2 separate regions of the Homo sapiens genome follow, and region 1 is linked to region 2. A link is a loop called in an ENCODE intact Hi-C map of the cell type or tissue named here. Cell type or tissue: B cell. All regions are shown on one strand. Each heading gives the region's core, and the rest is flanking DNA. Links, peaks and the distances in the headings are about the cores only.

Region 1 (9,112 bases), core at 1,218-3,717, 370 kb before region 2:
GCTGCTGCCTTGTGTGGCTGCCAGTCACATAGCTGTTGCCCAGAGCCAGGTGGGAGTCTGCAGTCAGGCAGGTCTGGTTTTGAATTCCAGCCTTACCACTTACTATCTCTGGATCCTTGGTCAAATTTCTTCTTGGAGCCTCAGTTTTCTCATCTATAAAATGGGAATGATACTTCTCTAGGAGAAGCCACATAAAGTATGCGGCAGCAGATAGGCATTTAATAAACATCAGCTCCTCGAGGGCAGATCCGTCTTCTTGTTTTCTGCCCTGCCTTCCATGTGCCCTTGCATGCAGTGAATAAAGATATTGTGTCTATTCTTTAAAACACAAAACTGTGGCCAGATGCGGTGGCTCACACCTGTAATCCCAGCACTTTGGGAGGCCGAGGCGAGCGGATCACTCAAGGCCAGGAATTTGAGACCAGCCAGGCCAACATGGTGAAACCCCATCTCTACTAAAACTACAAAAATTAGCTGGGTGTGGTGGTGCACACCTATAATCCCAGCTACTTGGGAGGTTGAGGCAGGAGAATCTCTTGAGCTTGGGAGGCGGAGGTTGTAGTGAGCTGATATCATGCCACTGCAATCCAGCCTGGGTGACAGAGCAAGACTCTGTCTCAAAAAATAAAACAAAATGAAACAAAACAACAAACTTTATAGGAAGTGAATGGTGATTTATTCAGCAATTATTTGAACACATATTTTGTTCCAGGCATAGATCTCAAAACTGAGGATTTAGGCTGGGCACGGTAGCTCATGCCTGTAATCCCAGCCCTTTGGGAGGCCAAGGCAAGTGGATCACCTGAGGTCAGGAGTTCGAGAACAGCCTGAGCAATGTGGTGAAACCCCATCTCTGTTAAAAATACAAAAATTAGCTGGGCATAATGTCGTGCACCTGTAGTCTCAGCTACTCGGGAGGCTGAGACAGGAGAATTGTTTGAATCCAGGAGGCGGAGGTTGCAGTAAGCCAAGATTGCAACACTGTGTTCCAGCCTGGGCAATAAAGCGAGACTCCATCTCAAAAAAAAAAAAAAAAAAAAAAACAAAACAAAACAGCGGAAAGAGAAAATCCCTGTCTTTGTGGAGCTTGCATTCAATTAGGGTGATAGACACCCAATGAATAGAAGTAAATGATTCAGTAGTAAGCATAGATCCAACTATTGTATATCATTTTGTTAAGTTGAGGAACTGTAAGTTCCTTGGGGGCAGGAAGGATGACTGCCCTTCATGGAACCTCTTCAGAGCCTAGTATGATGGAGGAAACCCATACCCACATCTATTAATGTCTCCCCTCTGCTTAAACCCCTAGCAGCTCCTCATGGCCTCCGGGCTATGGTTCAGACTCCTTTCCTGGACTGCAAGGCCCTGTGTGATCCGGGGCCTGCCTTTCTATCTGGCTTTGTTTGTTGCCTGGATATCTATCCACCCTACGTTCCAGCTCCACTGGACCTCCAGTTCCTAAAATGTTCCATGCTGTCTCATCTCTGCTTTATTCTACCTGTTATTCCACTTGCCTGTAATGGTTTCCATGCCCACCTCACCTGGCTAATATCTATATATCCTTTAAATCCTTTTGTTCTGTCTTGGATGTCACTGTCTTCAGGAAACCATCCTTGATTTTCCCACCTCTCAGTCTGTGTTGTGTGCCCCTCCAGCTCTGTGCTCAGTAACAATCAGGACTTCTTTGCTTCAGCCTTTTATTTTTTATTTTTTTTTAAATAAAGATGAGGTCTCACTATGTTGCCCAGGCTGGTCTTGAATTCCTGAGCTCAAGTGATCCTCCCACCTCGGCCTCCCAAAGTGCTGGGATTACAGGCATGAGCTACCACACCTGACCCAGACTTCTACAGCATTATAGGGTAATTGCTGGTTTACTTGTCTGAATCTCCCTAATTGTTCAGCCCCCTCCGGAGTAGGCTTGTCTCTCCCATCTGGTGGTATGTATCTGCAATGAGTACCTGGCACAATGAGTTATGGCTAGACAGATGGATAGTTGAAGCGTAGAATAGGAAGTGGATACATGTTCTGACTTGGCTCTCCTCACTGGGGCCAGCCCAGTCGGAACCTGTTTTCCTTTGTAGGAATCTTGTTTCCCTTTGCCACTCCCTTGAGGCAAGCAACAGGTCCTGCTTCTGGTCCATCACAGGTCTGATGACCCTGGAATGATCACTTACCATTCTGGGGCATTTATTAAATGACCCACTGGGGCTGCAGGATTGCTTAAGTGCAAGAGCTCTGTTGATGTATTCCACAGGAATGGCACCCCTTAGGGTTGTGTAATGTGCCCATGTTGCATTAGATGTTCCATCCAGATCTGAGGTTCCATGGGTGGGGGCCTCCTGCCTCTCTCACCCAGGTTTTCCTCGGGAAGAGCAGTGCCTAATTAAAACCACAAAGGGAAAAACCAGGGCGGCAGACTGTGTGTTATTGTGGCTGATGATGCTTGACATGGCCAGTAGAGGGCAGCAGAGCCGTCCACCATGACCTCCACATTTTCGTTATTGTAAATAAGGGATCCTGAGGATGCCTTCTCCACTCCCTCCCCGTGTGTTTGCTCTCATAGGATGGTTGTTTTTCTGGAAGGTTTGTGGTCTAGCCATTGAACAGAGAGAAAAACATCCCCTTAGGATGTGTTGATGCAAAAAGATGATTTTAGAAAAATTGCCCTCTGGGTTCAAAGAAAGATTACATCATTTCCTCACCTTGAATGTACACAGTCTAGGGATATCTAAACTTTATTTTTTTAATTTATTTATTTTTGAGATGGAGTTTCACTCTTGTTGCCCAGGCTGGAGTGCAGTGGTACAATCTCGGCTCACTGCAACCTCCACCTCCTGGGTTCAAGTGATTCTCCTGCCTCAGCCTCCCAAGTAGCTGGGATTACAGGCGCCCGCCACTGCACCCAGCTAATTTTTGCATTTTTTAGTAGAGGTGGGGTTTCACCATGTTAGCCAGGTTGGTCTCCAACTCCTGACCTCAGGTGATCCACCCACCTATGCCTCCCGAAGTGTTGGGATTACAGGCGTGAGCCACCGTGCCTGGCCTGTACCTAAACTTTTGATGAGGCTATTCTTATCTGTGAACCAACATTTGTGACTAAAGCTCACCTTGGGGAATACAGTGGTAACCTTGCACAGAGAATGCTGTGGCTAGCAGCAGCCCCGTCTGGGGTGGCGCAGACACTCCAGGCTGCTTTGTCTGTCTGAAATCCCAGCAGTGTCATCACAGCATCTTGTGCAAAACATTGATGGTGAAAGATAACAATTTCTTCTATTGCTCACCAGCCTCATTTGGAAAGTTAATTACCAGCTTGTGGAAGTTAAGGAAAGACAAGTTCTTAAACTCAGGGGGATTTGGCATTTTAAAATACAGGTCTGTGGGTGGGAAAATAAGGTTTGTGTGTGGGAAGGATTTGGGAAAATGGACTGAGTGTTAATTTAAGGACTTGAAGTGTTTATGAGGGAACCCTGGATAAGAATAACATTTTAAAAATTGGAGATGATGAGAAACTCAAGCACCAAGGTAAAGAAGTCTGGCTTGTGTTCTTCAACTGGTTTCATGGTCATCAGCAGCAGCCATTGCTCAGAACTCCAACAAAAGCTCTCTAATCTCTTAACTAAAAACTTTTTTTTTTTTTTTGGTTGGGGGTGGGGGGCAGTGGCTGGAGTCTCGTTCTGTCGCTGAGGCTGGAGTGCAGTGGCACAATCTGGGCTCACTGCAACCTCTGCCTCCCAGGTTCAAGCAATTCTATCTCAGCCTCCCCAGTAGCTGGGACTACAGGCTCCCACCACCATGCCCAGCTAATTTTTGCATTTTTGGTAGAGACAGGTTTTGCCATGTTGGCCAGGCTGGTCTCAAACTCCTGATCTCAAGCAATCCACCCGCATTGGCCTCCCTAAGTGCTGGGATTACAGGCGTGAGCCATCACGTCCAGCCCCTAATTAAAAACTCTATATAAATATTTGAGGATCTAAAATACAGAGATACTATAAACATACCCCCCTTTTTTTTTTTTTTTTTTTACTTTCTGAAATCTTTCATTCTCTTTAAAAAATTTCAGAATGAGCACTCTTGGTCTCTTTCCAGGGCGATCCTTGCTAGATATTTTTCTTATATCCAGCTTCTGCTAATTAAATTGAAACAATCCTGACTTCATATTTCACTTGCTCTCCTATCATTCGGCTCCTTATCAGATTGCTGCTTTTTAAAAAAAATTTTGAGACAGGGTTTCACTCTGTCACCCAGGCTGGAGTGCAGTGGTGCGATCTCAGCTCACTGCAGCCTTCTCCTGAGCTCCAGCAATCCTCCCACCTCAGCTTCCCAAGCAGCTGGGACTAGGGGCATGCGCCACCACACCCAGCTAATATATATATATATATACACGTGTGTATGTGTATATATATGTGTGTGTGTATATACACACACACATATATATACACACACATACATATATATACACACATACACACACACACACATACACACACACATATATATATATATATGTATATATATATATATTTTTTTTTTTTTAGAGACAGGGGTCCAGGCTATGTTGCCCAAGCCGCTCTTGGACTTCTGGGCTCAAATGATCCTCCCACCTCAGCCTCCCAAACAGTTGGGATTATAGACACGAAACACTGTGCCCCGCTCAGATTGCTGCTTCAAATCCCTCTTGGGATCACACCTCAAAGAGTCCTGACGTATTTTCATAGAAAACAGCCCATGGGCCTAGAGCCTGTATTATCATACAGTGTAAGGTGAGAAAATTTCAAGGCACGATTTCCAAATGTTAATTTTTCTTCCTTCTACTCCTTCCTTTTGGAGAAGAATTTAAAAGGGACCATTGGTTTGAATCAATGAAAATATTGGCTTAGGTTACTCTGTATTTTGTAAACTTGTTGAAGTACTTGGTTTAACCATTGAAATGCCAAGATTCTATTTAGCTCAACTGTCTCTACACCAGAGATCAACTTTCCTTTTATAGGAGTCATTGATTCAAGAGGAAAATATAATCTGGTATTAGGTCATTTTTAAGAAAAATAATTTTTTAATTTTTGTGGCTACATAGTAGGTGCTTATGTACCTGGGGTACATGAGATGTTTTGATGCAGGCATGCAGTGCGTAATAATCACATCTTGGAAAATGAGGTATCTATTCCCTCATGCATTTATCCTTTGAGTTACAAATGATTCAGTTATACTCTTCTTTATTTTTAAATTTATAATTAAATTATCATTGACGGTAGTCTTCAAGAAAAATGTACTTGAAACTTAGAAAAAAGTTCAGGAAGATGACTGAGTGCCCTTTTAATATCCTACTAGAACATTGTCTGACAAACCCAGCAAAGATCATCTAATAATCTAGGGGAAAATGTAGCAATGTTTTTCTGCAGACTGCCAGATAGTAAATATTTTGGGCTTTGTAGGCCAAAATATGTACTGTCTGTAGCTACTTAACTCTGCCATCATAGTGTGAAAGCAGCCACGGGTAATACATAACTGAATGGATACAGCCACTGTAGGTGCTGAAAAGGGATGATGCCTTTCTTCTCCATCATAAAAATCATGGCCAGCACCTCTATAACAAAAAGGTTAACAGACAAAAGCATAACACATTTCTTTGATCATACTTTTGCGTGACACAGCAGTCTTCAGATCGAAGACCCAAAGATACAGGGGAAGCTATCCATTTTTATGCTTCAGTTTGATGATGAATGGATAGCTGTGTGGAACTGTGGTTGGACCAAAAGGGTGTGATCTAATGCTAATAGGCTGAGCGGGGGAACCCAGCAAGGGCTGTCTGTTCAGATTCTTCTTGGACTCTCTGCAGCATAATTTCCTTCCAGGTATGGGGCAGGACCCTTTCTGGAATGGGGGTCTTATGAACTACAACCAAACAAGGTCAGTCAGATTATTTCTTTGTGGCCAATTCTTACACAGAAAAGTAGGGGAAATTTTTAGATTTTATGGCTGGCTTTGGGGAAAAGGGTTTTGGTTTCCATGATCTCCATTGGGGAAGAGGGATTCTAATATCTGTGCTTGCCTTTTTGGGGGAAAGGGGGAATGAGGCTGAGAGGCAAGCAGGACAAGGTCAGAGAAAAACTGCTTCTGAGCCCTTACTTTAGGGTATTGTCTTCTGAGCCCTAACACTGTTCCAATAAAACTTTATTTAGAGACACTGAAATTTGGATTTCATAGCATTTTCATATTTCATTTTATGTTATAAAATATTCTTTTAGGCTGGGCACGGTGGTTCACGCCTGTAATCCCAGCACTTTGGGAGGCTGAGGTGGGTGGATCACCTGAGGTCGGGAGTTCAAGACCAGCCTGACCAACATGGAGAAACCCCATCTCTACTAAAAATACAAAAAATTAGCTGGGCGTGGTGGCACATGCCTGTAATCCCATTTACTTGGGAGGCTGAGGCAGGAGAATTGCTTGAACCTGGGAGGCGGAGGTTGTGGTGAGCCGAGATTTTGCCATTGCATTCTAGCCTGGGCAACAAGAGTGAAACTCCATCTCAAAAAAAAAAAAAAATCTTTTAATTTTTTTCAACCATTTAAAAATATAAAAATCATCCTTCACTTGCAGGTCTTATAAAAACAAATGGCTGAGATTAATAAATTGCAAATGATTTTTGTCCAGTTAAGATGGGAAGGATTTCTTATGGCAGAAAAGGAGCATCAGGGGTACTGCTATATGCCAGGTAGGACATTAACCCGGTTTGTTTCTAAGTTTCCAGCCTTATCCCGGCATTCATCTTTCCACAGATTTTTTGCCCTACTTAGGTTTCTGTGCCATCCACCTTTGAGCCAGCTTTGTCATTCTGCTTAAGTTGACAAACTCATCAAGTTACAGAATCTTTAGCATATGCATACTCTATATGAGTCAAGAGCTGACCTTTTCAAAAAAAAATTATACTTTGACAGCTGTATATATATATATAAAGCAACATAAGACATTTTAAATAACAATATATAAATTTCTATCCTGTTGTTTTTAAAACTAGAAACAGGGCAATTAAATAATCATTCAATATATGGGCAAAAGGATTCCACCTTATCTTTCCCTCCTGCCAGTGGTGCAGAAAGTGGTCAAGGGAGAGTGGTGGATGAAGAGGGATAGGGGAGACACAGCCCTTGGGAGGGGTCCTCTGTCTACCTGGACTTGATCAAGCTGCAGTATGACTCATCCCGGCATCGGTGACATTGCACTGGGGATTCCTGAAATCTCATACAGTTTTCCATGAATGATTTTGGTTTCCATCCAGCAGTTCTTATCATTGATATGAAACAAAAAAAAAAAAAGAAAGAAAAATAGTATTTTTCAGAGGGCATTGGTGTGAAAAGGCAGGTGATGTCAGAGAACATTGGACTGAGTGTCAAGAGGTTTCCATTTCGAGTCTGGCTAACCAGCCATGTGACATTGGGTAAATCACAGTACTTTTGTTTTTGCATATGTCAAATGAAAAGCTTGAATTCATAGTCATTAATATTCTTTCTGGTGCTAAAATTTTTGCAACAAAAATAGAATAGACCCAAATTCCTTTCGGTGGAATTAAGAGTGATCACTGATTGCTGACTTTTTTTTTTTTCTTAATAAGAATAGCATAGGCCAGACATGGTGGCTCATGCCTGTAATCCCAACGCTTTGGGGGGCCAAGGCAGGAGACCAACATGGGCAATTCCTGTCTCTACAAAAAAAAAAAAATTTAATTAGCTGAAATGTGGCACGTGTCATAACTACTTGGAGGTGGGGGCTAAGGTGGGAGGACTGCTTGAGCCCAGGAATTGGAGATGCCGTGAGCTATGATTGCACCACTGCACTCTAGCCTGGGTGACAAAGACCTTGTCTCAGAAACAAAACAAAATACCCCCACAAAATAACTACCTTGAAGTTAATTCTTTATTGGAACAAGTAGCACAGCATTGGATAGAAAAGTACAAAATGCAATTTTCTGCCTCTGTATGCTGTTCAGTTTATGGTTGTTCCCGACATCTTAGGTCACTTTCCAGTTCAAAGTTAGTTTTAAGTCTGAGAGCAAAGATTTCCTTGCCTAAGGGAGGATTAGATGAAACAAGGCTCCCAAAAGGCGATTGGCCCCCTGACAAAGCTGGAACAGTGGTGAGACAGATGGAAGTAGAAGAGAAGGAATCAGAGGCCCTTTTGAATTTAGAAGTGGACTTGTGAGTGCTAGGATTTCCCTGGGTTTTTCAAGCCCAGAGAAGAAATTGGAGCAAATTTCACAAGGCATGGGTTTTTCACCTATTTGAGGAGGTGAGGGATCTGTTGAGAAAAGAAGAAAGCTAAGGTCCCTCTCCTTGGAAACCTGTGCGCACACACACGAAGTGTATGAAGTACCTGTGCGCATACACACCAAGTACCTGAAGTCTGTAACTTCAGGATCTTTTAAGACCCATGGCATGAAGAGATTGGCTGAATTTGAACAAAGGAACCCTGGGGCATTAGATGTAGAACTTTGTTGTCTTTGGAGAGAGACCTGGTCTCACACTTAAATACCCAGGTGGCCCCATTTTGTTTTATTAAACCAATTTCGTCTCTTTGACCCCCAGCTCTTACAATCACATGCCCGATTGCACAGCTTTCTCCCTTCCAGCAAATCCTTTTTGATCACTATTACATAAACTCTAAATTGAGTGTCCAAATTGCAGGCGTCTAGGATCCAAAACAAATGTAGGTTGCAAATAAGTAAGGTTTTTAAAAAAGATCTTTGTCTTCTTAAGTTGCTGATAGTTACTGCTTGCTGGGAACTGTAGGCCTTTCCTGGCAAGATTTCTCAACATTCTCTTGAGAGCAGTTGTGTTAACAAGTTATGAAGATTACTTTAATGCTTTGCTTGGAATTCATTTCGTATCTGCATAAATCTTCAAGGCCATTATCATATCAGTGAGATATTTCTAGTATTTTTGAGAACTCTGATGCATCAAAATGTCTGAGTTCAGCTCGTTCTTAATGTGGTGACAGGGTCAAATGTGTTGGTTTAGATTCAGGTGTTTCGTTTTTGTTTTTATCTTATGCCTCCAAACACTTAAAAGTAAATTGGGTCGCTTATCTTCAAATTTGAGGCAGGAAATACTGTTTGGTTCTC
Region 2 (17,011 bases), core at 6,493-8,992:
TCAGGTGATCCACCCACCTCAGTCTCCCAAAGTGCTAGGATTATAGGCTTGAGCCACCGTGCCCAGCCAGATAAATTGTAACACACAAAAAAGACCTGTGGAGAAAAGCATATAGAATGCACAACATTATATCTATACAGATAGAAGGGTTCAAATATGCATGTATGTGTATATGTATATGTATGTAATCAATATATAGTCAAATCTAGAGAAACTCTAGGCTGTCTGCTTTGAGTCCTGGAACTAATGAGAAAGAGCAGTTCTCTGCTGAAGATGCCTTCTGCTAGCATGTGAACTTGAGGTTTGTGGGGGTTCATGTTGCCACTATGCGGAAAGAGATTGCCTGAGAATGAAGCCAACAGGGAAAAAGGCAAAGGTAAACAATGAAGAGGAATTCTCAACTACATTATCTGAGCAACTGAGTCTAGTCAGCTCCACCCCTGCACCTTTCAATCATGTGAGTCAATAAATTCCAATTTGCATTACAACCATAGAATCCTGAATGATAGTGTATTACAGGATATTGGAAAAGTCTTGGGCACCACTTCAAATCCTCTTCCAGAGGTGAGCTGGAGCTGGCTTCCACCAGCTTATAAGAGCCCATTGTGCACATCTTACCCCTTCTATTCAGTGACATCACATTGGCAGCTTGAAATCGACCACAGTGGGAATATGCATGTGAAGGAAATTGGCAAATGCTACAGATCAGGGCTTCCTCCCAATTTTTGGAAGCTGGTCGTTAAGCATTTACTCACACACTCCCACACTACTGTCTTGGACTCTTTTTGTTTAAGCCACTGCTACAGTGACCACTTACAGGCTTCAACCAATATCTCACCAAGTTTTTCATCTCCTGCCCTGACCCTCTCTAAACCAATTCAGCACTTACATGGAGCAACTTCTGATTAACAGGGGCAGGAACTGATCCATAACTGTTTCCCCTTCTCATCCTAACTTGGAAAGTTTTGCTGGGTTTTTGTTTTTTGTTTTTTGCTTTTTGTTTTCAAGACAGGGTCTCACTCTGTTACCCAGGCTGGAGTGCACTGGGGCACCATCACAGCTCACTGCAGCCTCAACTCCCTGGGTTCAAGTGATCCTCCCGTCTCAGCCTTTGAAGTACTGGGACTACAGGAATGTACCACCATGCCAGGCTAATTTTTAAATTTTTTGTAGGGACAGGGTCTGACTATGTTGCCCTGGCTGACCTTGAACTCCTGGCCTCAAACCATCCTCACGCCTCACCTCAGCTGGAAAAACATACTGTAGAAACACACTGAATTTCTGCAGTGTGTATACAAATTACTATCTACAGATGAATCTGAGGTTTATGATCAGAGAACAAGATACATAAGCAGTCAGTAATGCTGAAATGAATTTACAAACCGACGTAAAATTGGCTTATTCCACAGAGAGAAGGAATTCAATTTTATTACCGCCTGTTAAAATGTATCTCTCTGTGGGCCGTGACTCTTTCTATTGACCTATTGCTTTTCATTTTCTAATTTTATCCATTAGCCAGCCTCCTTCTGACCTGGAGTCAGGGTGACAGTCTTGTTTGGTGACTGCTCCACATAGCTAACTTCAACCACTGTCTTTTATTTGCCAAATTCTGAATAAAGTCAGAGGCTTATATAGTTTCTGCAGTGTGTATACAAAGTACTATCTACAGATAAATCTGAGGTTTATGATCAGAGAACAAGATTTGTTTTGTTTTGTTTTGAGATGGAGTCTTGCTTTTGTCCTCCAGGCTGGAGTGCAGTGGCGCAATCTCGGCTCACTGCAACCTCCTCCTCCCTGGTTCAAGCGATTCTCGTGCCTCAGCCTCCAAGTAGCTGGGATTACAGGCACACACCACCACACCCAGCTAATTTTTCTATTTTTAGTAGAGACAGGGTTTCATCATGTTGGCCAGGCTGGTCTTGAACTCCTGACCTGAAGTGATCCATCTGCCTCAGCTTCCCAAAGTGCTGGGATTACAGGTGTGAGCCACTGCGCCCGGCCAAGATTTGTTGATAATCTCACAAACCAAAAGTAGATTAACACTAAGTATCTTTGTGCACCTTGTTGGTTTCTCACCTTCTGTTTTCTCTCAAAAGAGTTAAATAGGCTGGGTGCGGTGGCTCATGCCTTTAATCCCACCACTTTGGGAGGCCGAGGCGGGCAGATCATGAGGTCAGGAGATCAAGACCGTCCTGGCTAACACGGTGAAACCCCGTCTCTACTAAAAAATACACAAAAAATTAGTCGGGCGCGGTGGCAGGTGCCTGTAGGCTGAGGCAGGAGAATGATGTGAACCCAGGAGGCGGAGCTTGCAGTGGGCCGAGATCGCACCACCGCACTCCAGCCTGGGTGACAGAGCGAGACTCCATCTCAAAAAAAAAAAAAAAAAAAGAGTTAAATGGAATACAAACCAGCAGGGAACTCCCACATCAGTTACCAGGGTTCTGCTATCTCTCACTAAAGCTAACAAGACTGTCAATCCCCCTCTCCCTAACCTCTAGTTTGAAAATCCCCCCTACTTTATAATACTTTGCCAGGGGCTAAACCCTTCATAGAAGACAGGTGTAAGGTACAGAGACCTTGACACATACTTCAGGCTGATAGGTGTTTCCAATCAAGAATGGTAGACGTCATTTCTGTATCTTGGCAAATGTGAATAATGCTGCAATGCACATGGAAGTGCAAATATCTCTTCAATGTTCAGATTTCTTTTATTTTTATTTATTTATTCTTTTGTTTATTTTTTGAGACAGAGTCTCACTCTGTCACCCAGGCTGGAGTACAATGGTATGATCATGGCTCATTGCAACCTCCACCTCCCAGGCTCAAGTGATTCTCCCTTCTCAGCCTCCCGAGCAGCTCGGATTACAAGTACACACCACCACACCCAGCTAATTTTTGTATTTATTTTGTAGATAGGGTTTCACCATGTTGCCCAGACTGGTCTCAAACCCCTGGGCTGAAGCAATCCACCCACCTTGGCCTCCCAAAGTGCTGGGATTTGCAGGCGTGAGCCACTGCGTCCAGCAATGTACAGATTTCAATTCTTTTGTTTTATTTTTATTTTTATTTTTTTGAGATGGAATCTCACTCTGTTGCCCAGGTTGGAGTGGAGTGGTGTGATCTCAGCTCACCACAACCTCCACCTCCCAGGTTCAAGTGGTTCTCCTGCCTCAGCCTCCCAAGTAGCTGGGATTACAGGTGCCTGCCATACACCTGGCTAATTTTTGTATTTTTAGTTGAGACGGGTTTTCACCATGTTGGCCAGGCTGGTCTTGCACTCCCAACCTCAAGTGATCTGCCTGCCTCAGCCTCCCAAAGTGCTGGGATTGCAGGCGTGAGCCACCGTGCCAGGCCAATTCCTTTGGATATATACCCAGTAGTGAGATTTCTGGATCATATGATAATCCCATTTTTAGTTTTTTGAGGAACCTCCATACTGATTTCCATAGTTGCTGTACTAATTTACATTCTCACCAATAATATACAAGGGTTACCTTTTACTCCACCACTTGTTATTGTTCTTTTTTTTTTTCTTTTTTAGGTAGGGTCTCCTTCTTCCACTCAGGCTGGAGTGTGGTGACGCAATCATCTCACTGCAACCGTACCTCCTGACCTCAAGGGATCCTCCTGCCTCAGCCTTCTGAGTAGCTGGGACTACAGGCACATGCCACTGCACCTGGCTAATTTTTAAATTTTTATAGAGATGGAGTCTCACTCTGTTGCCTAGTCTGATCTTGAATTCCTGGGCTCAAGCGATCCTCCCACCTCAGCCTACCAAAGTGCTGGGATTACAGGCCTGAGCTACTACGCCTTGCCCTCTTTTGTCTTTTTGATAATAGCCATTCTCACAGATGTGGGTTGATATCTTATCATGGTTTTCATCAAGGGATAAATGGATACAGAAAACATGAGATATATTGCAGCCATAAAAAATAATGAGTTCATGTCCTTTGCAGGGATATGGATGAAGCTGGAAACCATCATACATCAGCAAACTAACACAGAAACAGAAAACCAAACACCGCATGTTGACACTCATAAGTGGGAGTTGAACAATGAGAACACATAGACACAGGGAGCGGAACATCACACACCGCGGGATCGGGGGCAAGGGGAGGGAGAGCATTAGGACAAATAACTAATGCATGCTGGGCTTAAAACCTAGATGATGAGTTGATAGGTGCAGCGAACCACCATGGCACATGTATACCTATGTAACAAAACTGCACATTCTGCACATGTATCCCAGAACTTAAAGTAAAATAAAATAAAAATAAAAATAAAAAAATAGGCCAGGAGCGGTGGCACACACCTGTAATCCCAGCACTTTGGGAGGCCGATGGGGGTGGATCACCTGAGGTCAGAAGTTCGTGACCAGCCTGACTAACGTGGTGAAACCCCGTCTCTACTAAATACAAAAAAATTAGATGGGCGTGGTGGCACATGCCTGTAATCCAAGCTACTTGGAAGGCTAAGACAGGAGAATTGCTTGTACCTGGGAGGCGGGGGTTGCAGTGAGCCAAGATCATGCCATTGCACTCCAGCCTGGGCAACAAGAGCAAACTCCATCTCAAAAAACAAATAAATAGGTAAATAAATAAATAAGTAAAAATGTGAGATATATACACAATAAAATACTATTCAGCCCCCAAAAAAAGAAAAGAAAATTTTGTCATTTGTGGCAACTTGGATGAAGCTGGAGGACATTATGCTAAGTGCACTAAGCCAGGAACAGAAAAACAAATAACCCATGATCTCACTTGTATGTGGAGCTAATAGAAGTAGAGAGTCGAATGGTGATTACCAGGGGCTGAGGGGAGGGAGTGGAGAGGGAAACAACTGTTAATTGAAGGGCACAAAGGTTCAGTCTGGCAAGAAGAGTAAGTTCTAGTGAGCTACCCCACAGCATGGTGACTATAGTTAATAATAGTGGATTATGTCTTTCAAAATTGCTCAGTGAGGAGATTTTCAGTGTTCTTATCACAAAGAAATAAGTATGTGAGGTGACGGATATGTTAATTAGCCTGATTTAATCATTCTACAATGTATTCATGTTTCATAACATCACAGTTTACCCCATAAATATATACAGTTATTATCAGTCAATTAAAAATGAAATATGGCCCGGCATGGTGGCTCATACCTGTAATCCCAGCACTTTGGGAGGCCAAAGCAGGCAGATTGCTTGAGTCCAGGAGTTCGAGACCAGCCTGGGCAACATGGAACATGGTGAAACCCTGTCTCTACAAAAACAAACAAACAAAAATTAGCTGGACATGGAGGTGCATTCCTGTAATCCTAACTACTAGGGAAGCTGAAGTGGGAGGATGGCTTGAGCCTAGAGGGTTGAGGCTGCAGTGAGCTGTGAGCATGCCATTGCACTCCAGCCTGGGCAACAGAGTGAGGCTCTGTCTCAAAAAAAAAAAAAAAAAAAAAAAAGAAATAAAATATAAGGGACATGAAATAAAGCAAATTACCATGACAGGAAGTCAGGTAACAAGCCTTGCCAGTCTACAAGTGCTTTGGGACAAGATGTAGGGACAGCTGAGTGGGATTTCCCAGCATTTCCTGCAATTGAGCAAGGTTCAACTGCTTGCAAGGTTAATGAAATATGGCTAGTCACCAAAGGAAGTTAAACAGTAGCAAAGATCCAAAACAAAGTTACCTGCAGGAGAAGATACCTAGGTTTATTTCCATTTGCATTATTTGCTATAAATAGTGAGGCCTTGGCCTCCTTGTACCACCCTAAGGAAAAGGACTATTGTTCTTTCTTTGGTTTTATTGATAAATGAAAGAGCAAAGGTGGAAGGTGTACCCACAGTCGGTAAAATTCTCAGACTGAACCAGCTGGACTGAGGAAGAGAAACAAGAGATGGTATGCATAGGGATATCTGGTAGTCCAGACAGAAGTAAGTGAGAGAAGAGATATTTCTTCTCTGAAATATATCAGAAAGATAGTGGCTAATCCATCACAGACACAACAAATACAGGTTGAATGGAGGAACACAGACCCCAGTCAGTCTCACTATGTGGTTACTTATGTATGTAGTTCAGCTAAGTTATTTACATTCATGTTGGAATTGGACCTACAAGGTTTAAACCTGACAGTTTTGAGAGACATTATCAGACACTCAAAAAAAGAAACCTGTTTAAAAATGCCTTCCCTGGCTCTCCCTCTCCCTCTTCCCTCTTCCCTCTTCCCTCTCCCCTCTCGCCTCTCCCCACAGTCTCCCTCTCCCTCTCTTTCCATGGTCTCCCTCTGATGCCGAGCCGAAGCTGGACTGTACTGCTGCCATCTCGGCTCACTGCAACCTCCCTGCCTGATTCTCCTGCCTCAGCCTGCCGAGTGCCTGCGATTGCAGGCGCGTGCCGCCATGCCTGACTGGTTTTCGTATTTTTTTGGTGGAGACGGGGTTTCGCTGTGTTGGCCGGGCTGGTCTCCAGCTCCTAACCGCGAGTGATCCGCCAGCCTCAGCCTCCCGAGGTGCCGGGATGGCAGACGGAGTCTGGTTCACTCAGTGCTCAATGGTGCCCAGGCTGGAGTGCAGTGGCGTGATCTCGGCTCGCTACAACCTCCACCTCCCAGCTGCCTGCCTTGGCCTCCCAAAGTGCCAAGATTGCAGCCTCTGCCTGGCCGCCACCCCTTTTGGGAAGTGAGGAGCGTCTCTGCCTGGCCGCCTATCGTCTGGGACGTGAGGAGCCCCTCTGCCTGGCTGCCCAGTCTGGAAAGTGAGGAGCGTCTCTGCCCGGCCGCCATCCCATCTAGGAAGTGAGGAGCGCCTCTTCCCGGCCGCCATCCCATCTAGGAAGTGAGGAGCGTCTCTGCCCGGCCTCCCATCGTCTGAGATGTGGGGAGCGCCTCTGCCCCGCCGCCCCGTCTGGGATGTGAGGAGCGCCTCTACCCGGCCGTGACCCCGTCTGGGAGGTGAGGAGCGTCTCTGCCCGGCCGCCCCGTCTGAGAAGTGAGGAGCCTCTCCGCCCGGCAGCCACCCCATCCGGGAGGGAGGTGGGGGTCAGCCCCCGCCAGGCCAGCCGCCCCATCCGGGAGGTGAGGGGCGCCTCTGCCCGGCCGCCCCTACTGGGAAGTGAGGAGCCCCTCTGCCCGGCCACCACCCCGTCTGGGAGGTGTACCCAACAGCTCATTGAGAACGGGCCATGATGACAATGGCGGTTTTGTGGAATACAAAGGGGGGAAAGGTGGGGAAAAGATTGAGAAATCGGATGGTTGCCGTGTCTGTGTAGAAAGAAGTAGACATGGGAGACTTTTCATTTTGTTCTGTACTAAGAAAAATTCTTATCCTGTTGATCTGTGACCTTACCCCCAACCCTGTGCTCTCTGAAACATGTGCTGTGTCCACTCAGGGTTAAATGGATTAAGGGCGGTGCAAGATGTGCTTTGTTAAACAGATGCTTGAAGGCAGGATGCTCCTTAAGAGTCATCACCACTCCCTAATCTCAAGGACCCAGGGACACAAACATTGCGCAAGGCCGCAGGGTCCTCTGCCTAGGAAAACCAGAGACCTTTGTTCACTTGTTTATCTGCTGACCTTCCCTCCACTATTGTCCTATGACCCTGCCAAATCCCCCTCTGCGAGAAACACCCAAGAATGATCAATAAAAAATAAAAAAATAAAAATAAAATAAAATAAAATAAATGCCTACCCTGGCTGTAGAATAATTTGTGTTATGATACCACCTAGTGGTCAATGGTAAATGTATGTTTTCAAGTTAAGCATGTACAAGCAAAGGCACAAAGATATTCAATACATATGTAAAATGCACGTCCACAAGGATCACTGTCCTTTATAAGCTGATAGTCAATGTTTTGAAAACCATTGTTTTTCATATATATTTTCCCCTTTTAAATTGTTTTCTCTACCTTTTCCTTAATGGTAGTTAGTATTCCGTGGTATGGAGTTGTCTTCATTTATTTAGCCAATCTTCCACAATGATCTTGTGAGATATTTTCCAATTTTTTGCTATTTCAAAGCATATTACAACCACCATCTTTTTACATGTAACTTGTCTTCCTTTGCATGATAACTGTGCAGACACATGTCAATAGAGGGCTCTGGCCGGGCCCGGTGGCTCACGCCTGTAATCCCACCATTTTGGGAGGCCAAGGTGGGTGGATCACCTGAGGCCAGGAGTTCGAGACCAGCCTCGCCAACATGGTGAAACTCCGTCACTGCTAATAAAACAAAAATTAGCCAGGAGTGGTGGTGCATGCCTGTAATCCCAGCTACTTTGGAGGCTGAGGCAGGAGAATTGCTTGAACCCAGGAGGCAGAGGTTGCAGTAAGTTTGCGCCATTGTACTCCAGCTTGGGTGACGAGCAAAACTCCACCTCCAAAAAAAAAACAAAAGTTCATTTCTTTCTTGTGCGGAAATAAAGTATAACACATACAATTATGTACAGCACATAATACTTGGTAATGATATTTAAAAATTATGTTACTAGTTTATGTATTTACTATGCTGTACTTTTTTCATTATTTTAGAGTGTACTCCTTCTACTTATTACAAAAAAAGTTAACTGTAAAACAGCCTGAGGCAGGTTCCTCAGCAGGTATTCCAAAGGCAGGCACTGTTTTTGTTTGTTTGTTTGTTTGTTTTGAGACAGTCTCGCTCTTTTGCCCAGGCTGGAGTGAAGTGGCACGATCTCAGCTCACTGCAACCTCCACCCCCCAGGTTCAAGCAACTCTCCTGCCTCAGCCTCCCAAGTAGCTGGGACTACAGGCATCGCCATCATGCCTAGCTAATTTTTGTATTTTTAGTAGAGACAAGGTTTTGCCATGTTGGCCAGACTGGTCTCGAACTCCTGACCTCAGGTGATCCACCTGCCTTGCCCTCCCAAAGTGCTAGGATTATAGGCGTGAGCCACTGCACCCAGCCAGGCATTGTTATTATAGGGTTAACTAAGGTTAATTTATCATTGAAGATAAATTTCTGGCCAGGTGCAGTGGCTCACACCTGTAATCCCAGCATTTTGGGAGGCCAAGGTGGGAAGATCGCTTGAGCCCAGGAGTTCGAGACTGGCCTGGGCAACATAGTGAGACCCTGTCTCTTTTTTTTTAATTAAAAAATTAATAAATAGCCCAGGCGCGGTGGCTCACGCCTATAATCCCAGCACTTTGGGAGGCCGAGGCGGGTGGATTACGAGGTCAGGAGATCGAGACCATCCTGGCTAACAAGGTGAAACCCTGTCTCTACTAAAAATACAAAAAATTAGCCGGGCATGGTGGTGGGCGCCTGTAGTCCCAGCTACTCAGGAGGCTGAGGCAGGAGAATGGTGTGAACCCAGGAGGCGGAGCTTGCAGTGAGCCGAGATTGCGCCACTGCACTCCAGCCTGGGCGACAGAGCGAGACTCCGTCTCAAAAAAAAAAAAAAAAAAAATTAGTAAATAATGCCGGGTGTGTTGGCTCACGCCTGTAATCGTTTCACTTTGGGAAGCCAAGGCGGGTGGATCACCTGAGGTCAGGAGTTTGAGACCAGCCTGGCCAACACGGTGAAACCCCATCTCTACTAAAAATACAAAAATTAGCCGGGCGTGGTGGCATGTGCCTGTAATCCCAGCTACTCGGGATCCTGAGGCAGGAGAATCACTTGAACCTGGGAGGCGAAGGTTGCAGTGAGCTGAGATCGTGCCACTGCATTCCAGCCTGGGCAACAAGAGCAAAACTCTGTCTCCAAATAAATAAATATATAAATAATAAAGAGAAAAATTTTCTTTCTATAAAGGTAGTGTAGTTTAAGTGTACAGTGCTTATAAAGTCTACAGAAGTGTACAGCAATGTCGTGGGCTTTCACATTAACTCACCACTCACTCACTGACTCACTCGGAGTAACTTCAAGCCCTGCAAACTCCATTCATGGCAAGTGCCCTATAAGGGTGTACCATTTTTTATCTTTTATACTATCATTTACTGTGTCCTTTCTATGTTTAGGTACACAAATATTTACCATTGTGTTACAATTGCCTACAGTATTCAGTAAAGTAACATGTTGTTCAGGTTTGTAGCCTGGGAGCAATTGGCTACACTATAGCCTAGGTGTGTAGTAGGATATACTATCCAGGTTTGTGTAAATACACTCTGTGATGTTCACACAATGATGAAATCACCTAATGACACATTTCTCAGTAGGTATCCCTGTCCTTAAGCAATGCATGGCTGTATTTCTGTAATATCCTTTCCGAAAATGCATAACCTTATTCTAACCATGAGAAAACATCAAACAAACCCAAATTGAGGGGCGTTCTCCAAATTTCTCCAAACTGACCAGTAGTCTTCAAAAACTGTCAAGATCATTGGAAGATAAAGAAAGACTGAGGACATTAGAAGAGACTCAGAGCCTGGGCGGTATGGCAAGGCTCTGTCTCTCAAAAAAAAAGGTTTGAAAAAATTAGCTTGACATGGTGGCATATGCCTATAATCCTAGCTACTAGAGAGGAGGAGGTAGGAGAATCACTTGAGCCCAGGAAGTCAAGGCTGTAGTAAGCTATGATTGTGTGACTGTACTCTAGTCTGGGTGACAGAGCAAGACCCTAACTCTAAAATAACAGCAACAAAAGACTAGGAGAAGGCTGGGCAACAAAGTGAGACCTCGTCTTTACAAAAAAACAAAAAAATGAGGTGAGTGTGGCGATGTGTGTGTACAGTCCTAGCTACTTGGGAGGACTATAAGTACACACCACCACACTCACCTCTTTTTTTTCTTCAGGAGGCTAAGGTGAGAGGATCCCTTGAGTCTGGGGTTAGAGGCAGCAGTAAGTCACGATCATGCCAGTACACTCCAGCTTAGGCTACAGAGTAAGGCACTGTCTCAAACAAAACAAAACAAAACAAAACAAAACAAAAAGACTAAAGAGAAATAATAACTAAATGCTATGTGAATGTGAAATCCTGGAACAGAAAAAGGGCATCATTGGAAACACTGCTGAAATTTGGATAAGTTCTACGCTTTAAATAATAGTACAGGCACACCTTGGAGATATTGCAGGTTTGGTTCCAGATCACTGCAATAAAGTATTGCAATAAACCAAACCACATAAATTTTTTGGTCCCCCAGTGCATATAAAAATTATGTTTATACTATAGCTTAAGTCTGTTAAGAGTGCAGGAGTGAGCATGCCACTGCACTCCAGCCTGGGTGACCAGCGAAACCTTGTCTCAAGAAAAATAAAAATACTTTATTGCTAAAAAATGCTAATAATCATTTGAGCCTTCAACACATTTGTAATTTTTTTGCTGTTAGAGGGTCTTGCCTCCATGTGGATGGCTGCTTACTGATCAGGGTGGTTGTTACTGAGGGTTGGAATGCCTGTGGCAATTTTTAAGGTAAGACAACAATGAAGCTTGTCACACCAATGGGCTCTTCCTTTCATGAAAGATTTCTCTGCAGCATGCGATGCTGTTTGATAGCATTTCACCCCACAGTAGAACTTCTTTCAAATATGCCACTTCTTTATTAACTAAATGTATGTAATATTCTAAATTATTTGTTGTCATTTCAACAGTGATCACTGGCCGGGTTACAGTGGCTCATATCTGTAATCCCAGCACTTTGCAGAAGCTGAGGCAATCAGATTGCTTGAGCTCAGGAGTTCAAGACCAGCCTGGGCAACACTGTGAAACCCTGTCTCTACAAAAAATACAAAAATTAGCCGGGCATGGTGGCATGTGCCTGTAATCCCAGCTACTCAGGAGGCTGAGGCAAGAGAATCGCTTGAACCTGGGAGGTGGAGGTTGCAGTGAGTTGAGATCACACCACTGCACTCCAGCTTGGTCAACAGAGCAAGACTCCATCTCAAAACAAAACAAACAATGTTCACAGCATCTTCACCAGGAGTAGACTTTGTCTCAAGAAACCACGTTTTTTTTTTTCCTTTCTCAAGACCGAGTTTTGCTCTGTCACCCAGGCTGGAGTGCAGTGGCGCAATCTCAGCTCACTGCAACCCCCACCTCCTGGGTTCAGGTGATTCTCCTGCCTCAGCCTCCTGAGTAGCTGGGATTACAGGCGCCCACCACCACGCTGGGCTAATTTTTGTATTTTTAGTAGAGATAGGTTTTCGCCATTTTGGCCAGGCTGGTCTCGAACTACTGACATCAAGTGACCTGCCCACCTTGGCCTCCCAAAGTGCTGGTGTTACAGGTGTGAGCCACCACGCCTGGCCAAGAAACCTCTTTCTTTACTCTTCCGTAAGAAACATCTCCTATCTATTCAAGTTTTATCATGAGGTTGCAGCAATTCAGTCACATGTTCAGGCTTTACTTCTAATTCTAGTTATCTTGCTATTTTCTACCACATCTGCAGTGACTTCTCACTGAAGTCTTGAACTCCTCAATGTCTTCCATGAGGGTTGGAATCAACTTCTCCCAAACTCCTATGAATCCTGATATTCTGACCTCCTTCCATGAATCATGAATGTTCTTTAATGGCATCTAGAATGGTGAATCTTTTCCAAAGGGTTTCAATTTACTTTCCCCGAATCCATCAGGGGAATCACTATTTATGGCAGCTATAGCCTTACAAAATGTATTCTTTAAATAATAAGACTTGAAAGTTGAAATTACTCCCTGATCCATGGGCTGTCTGAATGTTGTGTTAGCAGGTATGAAAACAACATTCATCTCCTTGTACATGTCTATCCGAGCTCTTGGGTGACAAGGTGCATTGTCAATGAGCACTAATATTTTGAAAACAATCTTTTGTCTGAGCAGCAGTTCTCAACAGTGGGCTTAAAATATTCAGTAAACCAAATGTGTAAACAGATATGCTGTCATCTAGGCTTTGTTGTTCCATTTGTAAAGTACAGACACAGTAGATTTAACACAATTCTTAAGGGGCTTAGGATTTTCAGAATGGTAAATGACCATTGGCTTCAACTTAAGGTCACCAGCTGCATCAACCCCTAACAAGAGAGTCAACCTGTCCTTTGAAGCTTCGAAGCCAGACATTGACTTCTCCTCTCTAGCTATAAAAGTCCTAGATGGCATCTTGTTCCAATATAAAACTGCTTCATCTACATTGGATATTTGTTGTTTAGTGTAGCCATCTTCACCAATGATCTTAGATCTGGGTAACTTGCTGCAGCTTCTACAAAAGTACATGCTGCTTCACCTTGCACTTTTATGTTATGGAGATGACTTCTTTCCTTTACCTCATGAATCCACCAGTGCTAGCTTCAAACTCTTTCCTGAAGCTTCCTCACCTTTCTTAGTCTTCATAGAATTGAAGACAGTTAGAGCCTTGCTCTTGATTAGGCTTTGGCTTAAGGGAATATTGTGACCGGTTTGATCTACCCAGACCACTCAAACTTCCTACGTATCAGCAATAAAGCTATTTTGCTTTTTTAGCATTTGTGTGTTCACTGAAGTAGCACTTTTATTTATTTATTTGCTATTATTTTTTGAGACAGAATCTCATTCTGTTGCCCGGGCTGATGTGCAGTGGTGTGATCATAGCTAACTGCAACCTCAAACTTCTGGGCTCAAGCGATCCTCCTGCCTCAGTACCTGGGACTACAGGCTCATGCCTGTATCTGAGTACAGGACTACAGGCTGTACTCAATCCTAAGTACCTGGGACTACAGGCTCATGCCACCACATCTGGCTAATTTTTATTTTCTATTTTTTGTAGAGATAAGATCTCATTATGTGCCCAAGCTAGTCTTGAACTCCTGGGCTAAGTTATCCTCCTGCCTTGGCCTCCCAAAGCACTGAGATTACAGGTATGTGCCACCATGCTTGGCCTGGAGTACTACTTTTAATTTCTTTCAAGAACTTTTCTTTTGCAATCACAACTTGGCTAACTGCTGGGAGCAAGACGCCTGGCTTTCAGGCTGTCTTGGCCTTCAACAAGCCTTCCTCACTAAGCTTAATCATTCTCACTACTTGTGTTCAAAATTGTATGAAAGTTCTAGCTTTTGGTTTAAAGTGAGAGATGTGGGACTCTTCCTTTCACTTGAGCACTCAGAGGCCATTGCAGGGTTATTAATTGGCCTAATTTCAATATTGCTGTGTCTCAGGGGATAGGAAGGTCCAAAAAGAGGGAGAGAGAGCAGCAGTCCCCACCTTTTTGGCACCAGGGACCAGTTTCATGGAGATAATTTTTCCATGGACTGGGGGATGGGGAAGTAGTTCCGGGATGATTCAAGCACATTACATTTATTGTGCACATTATTTCTATTATTACATTGTAATACGTAATGAAATATTTTTACAACTCACCATAACATACCATAGTGGGAGCCCTGAACTTGCTTTCCTGCAGCTAGGTAGTCCCATCTGGGAGTGATGAAAGACAGTGACAGATCATCAGGCATTAGATTCTCGTAAGGAGCACACAACCTAGATCCCTCACATGTGCAGTTCACAACAGGGTTCACACACCTACGAAAATCTAATGCCGCTGCTGATCTGACAGGAGGCGGAGCTCGGGAAGTAATGTGAGCAATGGGGAGTGGCTATAAATACGATACAGATGAAGCTTTGCTGGCTCACCTGCCTCTTACCTCCTGCTGTGCAGCCCGGTTCCTAACAGGCCATGGACTGGTACTAGTCTGTGACCCAGGTGTTGGGGAACCCTGATATAGGGGAATGGCCAATCCATGACGCAGTCAGAACACACGTATTGATCAATAACTTTGCTGTCCTATGTGGGCACAGTCCATGGCACCCCAAAACAATTACATAGTAACATCAAACATCACTAAATACAGATCACCATAACAGATATAACAATAATGCTAAGGTTTGAAGTATTGTGAGAATTACCAAAACGTGACACCGTGACAAAAAGTGAGTACATGCTATTGGAAAAATGGTGCTGATAGACTTGTGTGATGCAGGGATGCCACAAACTTTCAACTTATTTAAAAAAAAAAAAAACTATTTGCAAAGCACAATAAAGCAAAGTACAATAAAACAATGTATGCCTGTGTTATACCAAGATTAATTTCCTGGTTTTAATGACTGTACTATGGTTATATAAGAAGGTAGCATTAGATGAAGCTGATTGAAAGGTATATGGGAATTCTCGGAACTTTTTTCTAAGTCTGAAATTAGATAAAAATAAAAGGTTTTTTGGTTTTGTTTTTCTGAGACAGGGTCACTCTGTCGCCTAGGCTGGAGTGCAGTGGCATAATCTCGGCTCACTGTAACCTCCACCACCTGGATTCAAGCAACTCTCCCACCTCAGCTTCCTGTGTAGCTGAGACTACAGGCACACACCACCAAGCCCAGCTAATTTTTTTTTTTTTTTCGTATTTTAAGTAGAGATGGGGTTTCACCATGTTGGCCAGGCTGGTCTCCAACTCCTGACCTCCAGTGATCCACCTGCCTCGGCCTTCCAAAGTGCTGGGATTACAGGCATGAATCACCACATACAGCCAAAAATAATTCTTTTTTTTTTAAGGTGGCCAGGGGCAGTGGCTGACGCTTGTAATCTCAGCACTTTGGAAGGCTGAGGCGGGCAGATCACGTGGTCAGGAGTTTTGAGACCAGCCTGGCCAACAACATAGTGACGCCCCGTCTCTACCAAAAAAATACAAAAATTATTTGGGCATGGTGGCAGGCGCCCATAAGCCCAGCTACTCGGGAGGCTGAGGCAGGAGAATCGCTTGAACCCGGGAAGCGGAGGTTGCAGTGAGCCAAGATTGTGCCACTGCACTCCAGCCTGGGCGACAGAGCGAGAATCCGTCCTAAAAAAAAAGGTGTGCATCTACAAATGTCAGTAGAGAATTTGGTGTAAAAATATTGAATACAGAATGTCAATATTAAAGCCAATAGTTATTTCATATTTTTTCAGTTTTTAAAAGTATTGTCTTATGTTTTAGTAAGAGAACATATCTGAACTCCCAAAATAAGAGAATGGAACTAAGAAATTAGCTAAAACCGCTGTCAACCTGGCGTGACAGTGGACACTCAGCTTTTTCCCTTCAGGAGCAGCAGTCTTTTCCCCTGAGGAGCTGGACACAGTGAGGAGCTTGACATAGTGAGGGGAAGCAGGGAGAACAGACTATACTAAAATAATCTAGCCAGCCACCAAATAAACAGAGGAAGGGGACAGTATACAGAGTTACTACAATGTATTGTGTCCGGAAATGGTTCCTGCCGGTGGGTTCTTGGTCTCGCTGACTTCAAAAATGAAGCTGCGGACCCTCTCGGTGAGTGTTACAGTTCTTAAAGACAGTGTGTTCAGAGCTTGTTCCTTCAGATGTTCGGATGTGTCGGGAGTTTCCTCCTTCTGGTGGGTTCGTGGTCTCGCTAACTTCAGGAGTGAAGCTGCAGACCTTCGCTGTGAGTATTACAGCTCTTTAAAGGTGGCACGTCGGGAGTCGTTCCTTCCTCCAGGTGAGTTCATGGTCTCACTGACTTAAGGAGTGAAACTGCAGACCTTCACCCTGTTACAGCTCTCAAAGGTGGCAGGTCCAGAATGGTTGGTTTCTCCCACTGGGTTTGTGGTCTCGCTAGCTTCAACAGTAAAGCTGCAGACCTTCATGCTGAGTGCTACAGCTCATAAAGGTAGTGCGGACCCTAAGAGCAAACAGCAGCAAGATTTATTAGGAAAAGCAGAAAAACAAACCATCCACAGTGACCCCAGGGGGTTGCAGCCCCTGTGCAGGTGGCCTGCTTTTATTCCCTTATTTGGCCCCACCCACATCCTGCTGATTGGTCCACTTTACAGAGAGCTGATTGGTCCATTTTACAGAGTGCTGATTGGTCCGCTTTGACAGAGTGCTGATTGGTGCATTTACAAACCTTTAGCTAGACCCAGAGTGCTGATTGGTGCATTTACAATCCTTTAGCTAGACAGAAAAGTTCTCCAAGTCCCCACTCAACCCGGAAGCCCAGCTGGCTTAACATCTCAGTATTACTAAAATGTTACTGACAAAAACAATTATAGAACATACAAAGAAACAAGAAAGTGTGATTCACTCTAGAAAACAAACAACAAACAAAAAAATACAGGCAACAGATACTGCATGTGAGAGCAAGCAGACTTC

Evidence for each region. A loop is a pair of places that touch in the nucleus more often than their neighbours do. Peaks named below come from ENCODE experiments on the same cell type or tissue, not always from the same donor. Only the 100,000 strongest peaks of a DNase experiment are listed, where the experiment ranks them.
Region 1: it touches region 2 in a loop (36-fold over the local background); 11 of 110 quality-filtered maps call a loop at or near these places.

The regions. Positions count from the first base shown.
Region 1 is chr3:32,294,436-32,303,547 of GRCh38, forward strand. The region is part of intron 1 of CMTM8 (CKLF like MARVEL transmembrane domain containing 8); the gene reads left to right. Among named protein-coding and RNA genes, the nearest start is that of CMTM8, 60 kb to the left of the region's middle. In B cell, for the core only: CTCF peaks have their summits at 2,457 (motif pointing right) and 2,661; a DNase peak (open chromatin) is centred at 2,466.
Region 2 is chr3:32,657,253-32,674,263 of GRCh38, forward strand. No RefSeq gene overlaps it. Among named protein-coding and RNA genes, the nearest start is that of CNOT10, 19 kb to the right of the region's middle. In B cell, for the core only: a CTCF peak has its summit at 7,707 (motif pointing left); a DNase peak (open chromatin) is centred at 7,729.